Regions from separate parts of the Homo sapiens genome. Here region 2 is linked to region 1. A link is a contact called in ENCODE Hi-C data. All regions are on one chromosome and are shown on one strand. The core of a region is the stretch at or near the end of the contact, and the rest is flanking DNA. Distances in the headings are between cores, read along the strand shown. Region 1 overlaps PEX5L (peroxisomal biogenesis factor 5 like). Region 2 overlaps ST6GAL1 (ST6 beta-galactoside alpha-2,6-sialyltransferase 1).

The links. A loop is a pair of places that touch in the nucleus more often than their neighbours do. Pooled maps may share reads with other maps.
Region 2: a map with no recorded cell type shows a loop between it and region 1 (11-fold over the local background). The contact joins two enhancer-like sites. A Hi-C loop is called at or near these places in 3 of 37 single-sample maps with no recorded cell type and 2 of 50 pooled maps.

Annotation. Positions count from the first base shown.
Region 1 is chr3:179,958,014-179,963,733 of GRCh38, forward strand. All of the region lies in intron 2 of PEX5L (peroxisomal biogenesis factor 5 like), which reads right to left. The region is part of intron 1 of LOC124909463 (a long non-coding RNA gene); the gene reads left to right. Among named protein-coding and RNA genes, the nearest start is that of PEX5L-AS2, 63 kb to the left of the region's middle. RefSeq lists a silencer at 3,901-3,950. Within about 2 kb of position 3,583, at least 2 of the 41 ENCODE cell types and tissues checked have a DNase peak (open chromatin) inside an H3K27ac peak, as active enhancers do.
Region 2 is chr3:187,011,168-187,017,116 of GRCh38, forward strand. All of the region lies in intron 2 of ST6GAL1 (ST6 beta-galactoside alpha-2,6-sialyltransferase 1), which reads left to right. Among named protein-coding and RNA genes, the nearest start is that of ST6GAL1, 84 kb to the left of the region's middle. RefSeq lists enhancers at 1,575-1,694, 4,666-4,715, 4,746-4,875. Within about 2 kb of position 1,749, at least 18 of the 41 ENCODE cell types and tissues checked have a DNase peak (open chromatin) inside an H3K27ac peak, as active enhancers do.

The DNA of each region.
Region 1 (5,720 bases), core at 2,333-4,832:
TCTCTCTCCCTCTCACACACATACACACACACATGCACACATATATACATACACACTCTCAAGAATACTTTTTTTTGGGAAGGAAAAAATATATTTTCCAGTTTCCCCATCTTAATGTATTTATGCTCTTCTTTATCATATATGGCATATCTTTCCTTTAAAAATAGGAAGGCTTTTTCAGATTTTACCATCTTATGTTATTTCCTAACAGTCAAAATTGCAAGAAATTTCCTTAATAAGTGAGGGAGGTATGATGAAAGGAAGTTTTTAAACGTGAACTCACTTGACCCAGCACTGCCATGTACTGCCGCACAGGCTGTGTAGAGAGCATAGCCTTCTGGGGTTGTGCAACACAGCAGCCCTGTGTAAAATTCCCTTTGCCCCATTGTGTATTGTAAAATGGGTATGATAGTAACCTACATGGTGAAGTTGTTGGGAGGATTAAATGAGTAATATACAAAAAGTCTTTGGAACAGAGTGTAGCACATACTAAATGCTGTGTAAGTGTGTCTTGTTATCATTAGTCTTTTAATAAACGTGGTGTAAGACCAGAAGAGCTTAAGACAAATATCGGGTTAACAAGTTTCACCTCTTGGTCTCCCTCATTTATGCTTTCTTTTTGTTACAATTTGTTTTACAGGACTGATTACTGAGTAGGTTCGCTTTAATGACGAGGCAGGAAAGGAATATTTGCAAGGTTAGGGACATTCAGATAAAGGATTTAAGATACTTAACTTGTCTTTATTCTTTTTTGTAGGCCTAGAAAATCAAAATAAAAAATTAATGTCTTTATCAAAGTATAAATGATCCTTTCCTGACACCAAAAATTGGAATAACATAAACCAATGCTTCCTAGGAGCCACAGTGTGTACAGGATTCTTCTGCAGGGCTTGTTAAAACAGATTCCTGAGGCTGAGGCAGGAGAATGGCGTGAACCCTAGAGGCGGAGCTTACAGTGAGCCGAGATCGCGCTGCTGCATTCCAGCCTGGACGACAGAGCGAGACTCCATCTCAAAAAACAAAACAAAACAAACAAAAACAAAACCGAAAAAAAAAAAATAAAAAAAACCAGATTCCTGGGCCCCACCTCCAGAGTCTGAAGCTCAGAGTATAAATTTCTAGCAAGCGCCAGGTGATGCTGATGCTGTGGTCCATGAACCAACCACTCTTTGAGTAGACAGGTTCTAAAAAACATCTTTGGTAATTGTTCCCAAAGCCCACGTCTCCTCCTGGGAACACGTGGAGCACTGGAAAACCTTGTAACTTTTTCTGGACTATGATTAGGGAAGGAGGAAATAACGCACATCTTAGTTCTTAGAGTTCTGAGGCTCCCAAATGCTCCTGGGAGCCCTTGGTTCCAACTACTGCAGCACGGGCACTGTAACTGTCTGTTGACTGTAAGTCCAACCATACCGGCTTCTTAAAGGCCGTGACTATGGTTATGTTATCTCTGTGTTCCAGCACCTAGCAAACACCTACCAAAAAATTAGGCTGTAAATAAGTTTGTGTAAAATAAGTAAAATAGATTAAATCATTTCCATCAAAATAATGTATTTTTTCTTTTTTTTGAGATGGGAAATAATGTATTTTTTTCAAAAGCAGCATTCTATCTTCCTCCTGAAGTTATTTCATAATAAAGAAAATGAAAAATTATATTTTTTCATATAGCTTCTCTCAGGATCAGTATCAAAAAAATATGATTCCCTATTTAGTTCTCTCACCCCGAACACTGAGGCTAAATGTCACCAGCATTCCCTGACCTGGCTCTGCTGTTTCTCCACTGTTCCTTCTCACTCACCACATGGGAAGAACCACTGTGGCAGCAGAGCAGAATAAGGACAAATTATTTTTTAGAACTATAGCAGGTATTACTGTACTCAGTGTAACTATGTGTTTTCCTCCAAAACTATGCCTAGAATATATATAGCAAAATTGTTTACATAATAAATTTCTCCAAGTAATAGAGTCTCAGATTTTTCTGTTTCTCCATTTTCTGCCTCTTCTTTTCAAGAGCAGGCTTTATGTTTTGCTTATTTTTTTTCTCATTTCTCCCTTATATTTGTAAAGCTGAAGAAGTCTGTCCATCTACAGAACCTAGGGGGACTTGCTCTTTCCCTCTTTGTTCTCTTACCATTTGGATTCTCCAAGGGGCCAGCCTTGGTCAGAACTATGAGGAGGTCTCCTTCCTTGCAATCTATATCCTCTACTTCTAGCAGATATGCCAAAATATTTGTGATATATGTTATATTCTTACACATAGGCAGAAGGAAGAGCAAGAGCAAAGTGTGAAGGGAGGAAGAACATCAAACACTCGATGCTTCAAGGTGTTCAGTATGAATGGGGCATGAAGTTGAGGGGGCATTAGATAAGCACAATGAGGTAGTTAGGGGCTGGATGACAATGGACAGCCTGCAAGCCCAGTGGAGGAGTTTGCATTTTATTTGGGAGACAGTGGGAAACATTAGTTCTCACTATGTATTGGGTGCTCACCAGTAAGCTAAGCAGTGTTGGGGTCCATGGGGTATTGCTACTGTTGTTCATAAAAGTCCTGATCCAAGGGTATGATTTTAACTCAAGTTCCTTGGAGTCTGGATGCAAAATTAAAATGGCTCATTCATCTAGACAAAAACAAGTTGCTTCCTTTTTTAAAAAATGCAAAGTTTACAAGGTTTTACATTTTTAGCTTAAAAATTTAACAATATCTAACCTGTTTATGAGCTCAATATGTTTTATCTTGTAGTAAATGATTTGATTAATGAAATCCATCAACTTATGCAACATAGCTCATTTTTTTCAGGGACTACTCCAATAGTTCATAAAATTTCATGTGTCAATTTTGGGGACACATTTAAAGTTTAAAGAGAGAAGCTGAGAATGCAGGGAAGTGATAACTGAACAACCCTTGACTGGAAGAAAACAACTTCTATGCTTAGTGTTTTTCTACAACAAAATTAGTTAATTATTCACAAATTATACAAATGAGATAATTTTGTTAGAAAACAAAGTGATGAATGAATGTTTTTTCTATTCAGAACATCCAGCACAAAGCCTGGATGGTACATTCTCTCACCATTTCCATTTCTTTAATAAGTTACTTATTCATATATTTCAAGAATGAGATCATTTGGCCAAAAAATACGATGAGGAATAAATAACAATTGTATTGAATGATCACTTGTGTATGTGTATGTGTGTGTGTGTGTGTGTGTGTGTGTGTTTCCTAGATCACAAGACAGGAAGGAAGTGGTACCCATTTCAACTGGGGGTAAACCATGTGAAAAATTAAACCAAAAATGGAAATGACAGAATTCTAGAGTTGTTTTGGAGAAAAGGAAGAAAGCAATGGAGCATAAAAAAAAAAACAGGTTTGCAAGAACTGCATTTCTGTCAAACCTTATATATGCAGTGTCAGAATAAGAGACACGTTCCAGAGGCAGGGATCAGAGAGTGGTGCTGAGCAGAGAAGAAAAGACATGCACTGTAAAGTCTGGATGGAGAGAAGTAAAAGCGCAACCACAGAATGACAAGGTCGGGGCAATGGCAGAGCGTGGGCATCTCAGTCCAAAGTCGAAGAGAAAAAGGGAACTTTACTCTGTAAACTCTCCCTGTTGTTTAAATATGAAAATAAGAAAAATATTTTGTATGGTCTTCCTGATCCTTTGTCATTTTTATTATAAGTGATAAAATTGAATTTATAACATAAATCATTGAGGGACAAATATTTCCACTCACAACTGGTTTTCAAAGCCCTTCTGACAATAGACGCTGATTCAATCAGTAATCACCGAGTTCACCTGCATGGTTCATTAGACAAAAGCACTGGCAGCTGACTTCAAAACGGATGGGCCTGAAAGCTGAACTGTCGATACGGTTCACAATCACCATGGCCAGTTGAGGGGGAGATGATAAACTGAACCAGGTGGAGAGGCCCTGAGAGATGAGCTGTAGAAAAACCATCTGTGTCAACAGGGAGGAAACACTTTGTTAATCCCAGAGTAGTTTAGGAGATTTCAAAGTTTACTTTAAAAATCTTTAATATCTATACCCTGATGGATACTGGGAAGATGTCACAAAGTTTGTGAGAACCATTTTATGAAGAGTTAGGAGGTATCTAATATAAACATCTTTTTATAAAAATCTATCAGACAAATAGACTTTTAGCTGTGCACTTGAAATACACACTTTTCTCAAATGACTATTCTGGTTTGATTACTATGCTTATCTTACCAACATGGGACATTTGGAAGAAAGGAGAGGAAGTATCATAATTTAGAAAGGCAGTTACAGGAGTGGCTGAATGAACTCAAGACTAGAGGCTGCAGATCCCAAGTTCAAATATTGCCTGTGATGTGAAGTAACCTGGTGAACCCAGTCAAGTTACCTTTTTACTCCAAGACTTGCTTAACTTATTTTGATTATAACAAGTAATATGATTAAGCTTCTTAGAACAATATCTTTTCATCAAAGTTTATCTATACACCTAAGTTGTTCCTTAAGTGCTATCACCATAATCATACACACTCCTTCCCCTATTAAGGTGACTAGAAATGGGTTCCATGGGATGGAATTTTTAATTTTTTAATCCACTGGATTAGATTATCTTCTGAAATTCCTTCCAGATCTAATATTTACAGTTCTTATTTTGATCAGATGAACCTACTTAAAAATCAACAGCAAAAATAAATAAGTACGGCAACACTCCTTCCACAATAAAAGGCTGAATAGGTTTCTTTTCAATTTCTCTACCAAATGGCTGAGTCTAATTTTAAGTACTACTGTCTCTGACTGTTACTTTCATATATAACATCATTTTTACACTCAACCTGTCAGCTCATGTCATTTCAATTATGCATTTGTTTTCTCACTGACTAAACATTGTGCCAGCACTTCTCCCTATTAGATTAAAAAGAAAGAAAACATGGGCTATTTGAAAATGACTTAACAGCAATACATTTTTCCAGCTTGAAAGTCTAGTATTTTTCTTTTATGCTGCATGTAATGAACATAGGCTGAATATTAATATCTTAAAGTAAAGATACCTGATAGCATTTCAGATATTTGTTGAACTTGAGATGGTGACTCATGATGTCTCTCTTGGTGATTACAGTTTTTAACTGAGCCCTGTGAGTTAGTTGCATTACTGCTTGGAAAACTGGGGAAGATGGACTGGTAGAGGAGAGCTAGGTGTGTGCTTGTTACTCAACAATGCTAGAACCTTGTTTACTCACAGAGATGGCTAGGCTGGCAAGAGCAGAAGACAGTAAACACAGTCCTGCATAGGTAGAAACATCAGCAATGCCTCCTGCTCATAAATAACTGCCCTACTCATTTTATCAAATGGGGATTTTTTACATTTTAAATTGGCCAGTTTTCTTTGGAAGTACTTCAATTTCCCAAGGAACATAAGGCCAGCGTCAATGATAACTTAATGTCCATTAATTTAATCAGATCAACAACTAGGTTAGGTTAATTTTCAATGGGGAAAGTGTAAAATGGGAGAGAAACAGAGGAGAGCACATAGGACTCTTCCTGGATCTTAGAGACTCATGAATATAGCAAGTCATAAACTGGACCCCATGGGTTGTATACACAGACTATTTTGTCTGATTATATACTGTTTAAAATTTTAAAAAAGATTATAAACATGTAAAAAAGCAGAGATTAATGCCTTTTTTGAAAAATTCCTATGTGTGGTGACACTGAGCCCATTTCCAACAAGG
Region 2 (5,949 bases), core at 499-2,998, 7.1 Mb after region 1:
TTTGTATTTTTAGTAGGGATAGGGTTTCACCATGTTGGCCAGGCCGGTCTCGAACTACTGACCTCAAGTGATCCGCCCACTTCGGCCTCCCAAAGTGCTGGGATTACAGGCGTGAGCCACCGTGCCCGGAGAAAAAGGATTTATTTTCTCTTCCTCGTTCTTCACTTTGAAGATGAGAGGCAAACACAGACAGATCCCAGATTCAAATCCTGGCTCTACAACTTACTAGTTACTGATTTTGTACCTTTATTTTTCTGACCCTCAGATTTTTTACTGAAGAAATCAGTGCAATCATGAACTGTGAAGTAATAGACATTTATAGAGAAAATGCCTGGGGTGCAATGGTCATTCTGAAAATGGTAGCTTTTGTTGTCCTTGGGAAGCTGAGGCTCAGGATGTGAAACAACCTCCTGCTCTTTTTCAGAGGCGGCAAGGAGCTCAGAGCTGGGTTCCTTCACACAGGGAAGGCCCCTTGCAGGAACTGCTGCTGGTATCTGCGTCATTAATTCTTTACCTTTTATTCTTCCAGGCTCCTGTAACCATTTATCCTTTTAACTTTTTTACCTATTTTATTTCTGTAAAATTTTATTTCTGTATCTTCCATGCCCTGCTGGGCATGAAGGCAGCTATCACAGGCCAGGAAATTCATGTTAGGGAATTGGGTCATCTTAGGGAACTAATTCAAATTGCTAATGGTATTTATTTGATTCAGTGGAAATGCACCTTGCAGTACTTGATTCGGAGGACTGGGTTGAATTTCGGGAGGGTTTGTTTGACATTGTCTCATCTTACTCTCTGGAGCAGGATTCAGACCTGGAACGCTCTCTTTCCAGGGCAACCTAGCCAAGCTATGGTCTCTGCCTCAATTTATTGCCCTTTCCCCAGGACTCACATCTTCCTCCCCACTCACTGTTTGCCCAGGCTCCGGTCATCTATGTTAGTCGTGCTCTTGCTACACATCTGCCACCTCTTTCAGAAGGTTGAGAGCAGCCAAAACAGAAACGGGAACTGTGGCTCTCAATAAACTGTCTGCTCGCAGACCAAGAGAGAAGCGGGAGTGCTTTGTCTGTATTTACTGCATTTTTTTTCATTTTTTTTTTCTTTTTTTGAGACAGGGTCCTGCTCTGTCTCCCAGGCTGGAGTGCAGTGGCACGATCTCGGCTCACTGCAAGCTCCGCCCCCCAGGTTCAAGTGATTCTCCTGCCTCAGCCTCCTGAGTAGCTGGGATAACAGGCGTGCGCCACCATACCCAGCTCATTTTTATATTTCCAGTACAGACGGGGTTTCAATATTGGTCAGGCTGGTCTTGAACTCCTGACCTTGTGATCCATCCACCTCAGCCTCCCAAAGTGCTGGGATTACAGGCAAGAGCCACCTCGCCCAGCTGCACTTTTTAAGGTTATTTGAACACCAAGCAATTAGTGCTTCTGGGCCCAGGCTAACAGATGAGGCCAGAAAACCCCACCACACTCTCTCAGTCCTGAGCAAGGGTGCTGCTGATCGGGCACAGAGCCATTTCTCCTGAAATCAAGACTGGGTGCCAGGCCGTAGGGCTGCCAGCCTGCCTGTGATTTCTCTCTGGGACCATCTCAGTGATTTCCTGTTTTCTTCCCCTGAGCACATTCAGTGCAAGAGGTCTAAGCATGAGGGTGGGAGGTGCGGTGAGTTTGGCCTGTTTTCCAAATGGAGGGGAAATCCAGGGAAGTCAGCAGGCTTCACTGTGAGTCGTCGGGTCTACCAGCGTTTCCTATGTCAGGCCGTGAGCACCTGCTCTGTGGAAATGAAAGCAAATCTTCTCCACCAGGCAGGGGCTGCAGAGGGCTGGCAGGGGTGAGGTGGAAGGGCTCAGGGAGAATTTAACAATGTTGTGTTTTCATCTTGATGATCACACAAAAATGATTCTGTACCAGTCACGAAGACTTCAATTCATAATGGAGGAGACCTTTAGCGTCTTAAGTGTTTCTTGAACACTGTTTCTTTTTCCTCTTTAAAATGGGAGCTGACTTAATCTGTAAGCCTTATTTCTTATGGCTCTATAGAAGTGATGAAATAACAGCACTGTCTGGAGAGACTTAAAATAACAAACATTTCCTCTGCACAGTTTAAAGCCTTCTCCCATCTATTACTTCCCCTGTGCTTTCCCATAACTCTGTGAAATAGGGACTATTAAGCCCTTTTTTCACATGAGGAAACAGAGACTCAGAGAAGATAAGTGACTTTTCTGAGGACACACAGTGATTTGGTTGGAGAGCTGGAGGACCTCACATCTGTGCCCTGGTTTCAGGCTTTTTCTATTAGTTCAGTCTTCACAGTGACACACCCTTGACCCTGCCTCCCACGAGGGTCCCACGTTCCTATTCTCTTTGCTGTGGAGCAGTGTTTGAAATAGCTAACACTAAAAGTGGCAACTATTGTTTTGTTTTGTTTTTGTTTTTGAGACAGGGTCACCCTCTGTCACCCAGGCTGGAGTGCAGTGATGCAATCTCAGCTCACTGCGACTTCCACCTCCTGGGTTCAAGCTATTCTCGTGCCTCAGCCTCCTGAGTAGCTGGGATTACAGATGTGCGCCACCACGCCTGACTAATTTTTGTATTTTTAGTAGAGACGGGGTTTGACCATGTTGGCCAGGCTGGTCTCTGACTCCCGACCTCAGGTGATCCTCCCACCTTGGCCTCCCAACGTGCTGGGATTACAGGCATGAGCCACCGCACCCGGCCGCAAATACTGGTTTTGTTGAGATGAACATCAAGGTCTCGTGTTTAGCCAAAGATAAATACTGATTCATGACACTCCGGAAAATTTCATCTCATCCTTGAAAATGAAGACTTTTCACACCCAACAGCGGTCAAGCCGGGCCTCAGCCTTCTGACCCTCCTCCCCTGCTTCCTGGCAGGTACAGGTTTGCCAGCTCTCATTTATTAAGCACCTGGCATGTGCCAGGCACTGCACAATCCTTACTTCTAACCCTCACTGCAGTCCTGTGAAGTAGGTGCTTTTGCACACATTTTACAGATGAGGAAACTGAGACCCCGACTGTCATGTAATTTGCCTAAAATTGCATGCTGATTAATAATAAAGCCGGGATCCAAATCTAGATTTGTCTGACTCCAAGTCTTGGTGCAAATGAAATTCAGCACCATTCCTCCAAACTGAGCCTTGTCTGAGGGTCTTTTGCCTTCTCAGTCTTGGTCTTTGGTCCCCTTTAGTTTTTTCTGGGCCCACCGTTTTGAGCTCCCAGTTACCAGCCTCTTGATTGAATTGATTGACCTGGATGGATGTGGTCAAAACAGGCAACTTCACAGCTCTGCCTTTCCCAGGCCAGCACTGGGGTGAGGTGTGGGGAGGGCAGGCAGCCCAGGGGCAGCTCTGTTCCTTCTTTGGGCCTGCTTCTTACATCTCCATCCTCCTAAGTCCACATTCTGTGCTTGGTCAGCATGCAGGAGTTGGGACTGTTTTGAGGACTTGCTTATGGGTTGTGGGGAGGGAAGGGCACTGGCATGATTGCAATACATTCCTGGGCAAGACATCTGGCCTCTCCCATTTGCGGTTCCTTCATCTATAAAATGTTAACACAGTGTGTCAAAATGTTGATGTTCTCGAGTGACTTTTCCTGAGATCTTTGCCAATTCTCAAATCAACATCCTTATGGTCATTGTTGCCAGGATCTCATTTATTGTGTACAGTAGCCTAAGAGGAGGCATTTTGTTCTTGCTTGACACATGACAAAATCACACACATGCCACCAGAGCACATAATTCCCCCTTACACCGTAAATACAATCAAGCACACCTGAAAATCTAAGTGATTTCTTCCTTATTGATTCCACGAATAAAAGGCAGTAGGGATTTCTAAATTTGTTAAAGGAAATTCATCACTGAGTGTAAATTCTCCCTAACATGGACTAGCAATTTTGTTTCTCTGGGAGCCATAATTCACAAGCCAACAGGTATTTCTGTCACTTCCTAATACATGGAGGGTACAGCATCCCCTGCACACTGGGTTCCAGCCTGAGTGTGAACTCTCTTGCGTACGAAGGGACTGGCCCCTGTGTGCTTCTTACTGCACGCACTTCATAATTACTCCTTAGCAGACTTAGGCTGTTTCATGTCTAGGACCTTCGGAGTTATTCTCAAAAGTAAAAATCCCAAATGTTGATTCTGTAAATACCAAGGGTCAACTATAATATTAGCAATGATCCAGGGCTGCTGGAGGATTCAATGAGATAAAATGCTAAGTGTCCAGCATCCTAAGTGTGCTCTGGGCTTGGGACCTTGCACATTCACTGAAAATCACTGAAATTCCAGGGTTAGGTGGGCATGGCTTTGGCTGAAAGAGTCACAGGTCAAACAAGATGATCATCTTAGTACAGGCATTAAGAGTGCAGTCTTTCCTGGGTGCAGCAGCTCACGCCTGTAATCCCAGCACTTTGGGAGGCCGAGGTGGGTGGACTGGTTGAGCCCAGGGGGTTCAAGACCAGCCTGGGCAATGTGATGAAACCTGTTTCTACAAAAAATTACAAAAATTAGATGGGTGTCGTGGTGTGTGCCTGGAGTCCCAGCTACTTGGGAGGCTGAGGTGGGAGGATTGGTGGAGGCTGGGAGGTCGAGGCTGCAGTGAGCTGTGATTGAGCCACTGCATTCCAGCCTGGGTGACACAGTGACAACTTGTCTCAGGAAAAAAAAATAAAAATAAATAAAAGAGTACAGTCTTGGATTCAGACAGTTCTGGGTTCAAACCTTGGCCCTGCCATTTACTAGCAGAAGTCCTTTAACTTCTTTGAGATTCAGGTTTCTTATCTGTGAGATGGAAAGGATAACACGGTACCGGCTTTGGAGGACTGTGGTGAGATTGAATGAGCTGTCGGATGTCCAGACCTGGCACAGTGCCTGGCACGTGGGAACCCCCTAGGAGGCAATCACAGTCACTTTTCATCCTTCCTTTCTTTCTGTACAGAGCCGCAGACCCAGCAGGTGCTTCATGCTTGTTGATGATTTCAGTTCCTGTCTAAAACCATTTTCTTGTTTACAAAATAACCATCTTCCACCCCAACACACACCACAAGCCCCCGCGGTGGATGCCAGCCAGACATTCTATTCATCAAGCGCCACTTGCCTATCCTGTGCTTGGCAGTGCTAAAAAGGAGACAGAGAAGGGATATAATCTTATTTTTCTGACTGGAAAAATAAGTTTCCCACACGCAGCACCTGGAGAAGAGTGCGGGAGTGCAGGAGAGTGTGTGTGCATGTCAGGAGTGTGAGTGGAAGTCGACACTGGTGGAGGACTCCTCACTGCAGGATCTGAGAAGCTTCCTCCAGGGACATGGGCTGGATCTGGGGCTGCCTTTGGGGACCTAAAGTGAAGGGAAAGAGTAATGCGGGAGGCAGTTCGAGGTTGAGATGAACCATTGAGTGATGACTTCTGTGGATCTGTCCCCCAAAGAAAAATGTCCAAACGTTGGTCAACATGCTCCATTAAGCACCCAGAAAGTGCAGATATAAAATGTTCTTCAGGTGTGGTAAGGAGGAAGCAAATGTGAAAACCCCCAGAGAACCAGCCCCTGCCTCCCAGGAGGCAATGATGTGGGCCAAGAGCAGAAGTTGAGTTCTGGCCTTGGCCTGGGATTGCTCAGAGGGTAGCAGCCCCTTTGCCCAAGAGATTGAGCTGCAGCCGTGTTGCTGCCTCTTCATTTGGTGACCAAAGACAAGACAAGATCACCACGTGGGGAGGAGACAGAAGTGAAAGGCCCACCTCAATGCAAGGGTGATTAGCTCTTTCTCCAGCAGTACTGACTCACTTTGGCCTACTAATCAATGTGAATTCTTCATAACAGGCGATCCCCTTTGAGTCCAGGAGGACAGAGTTGATGACAGTGTAGCCTGAAATTCCTGGGGCCCTGGATTGAAGCTGTGGCCCTGCCATTTCCTCAGTAACTCTGAGCTGTTATTGGGC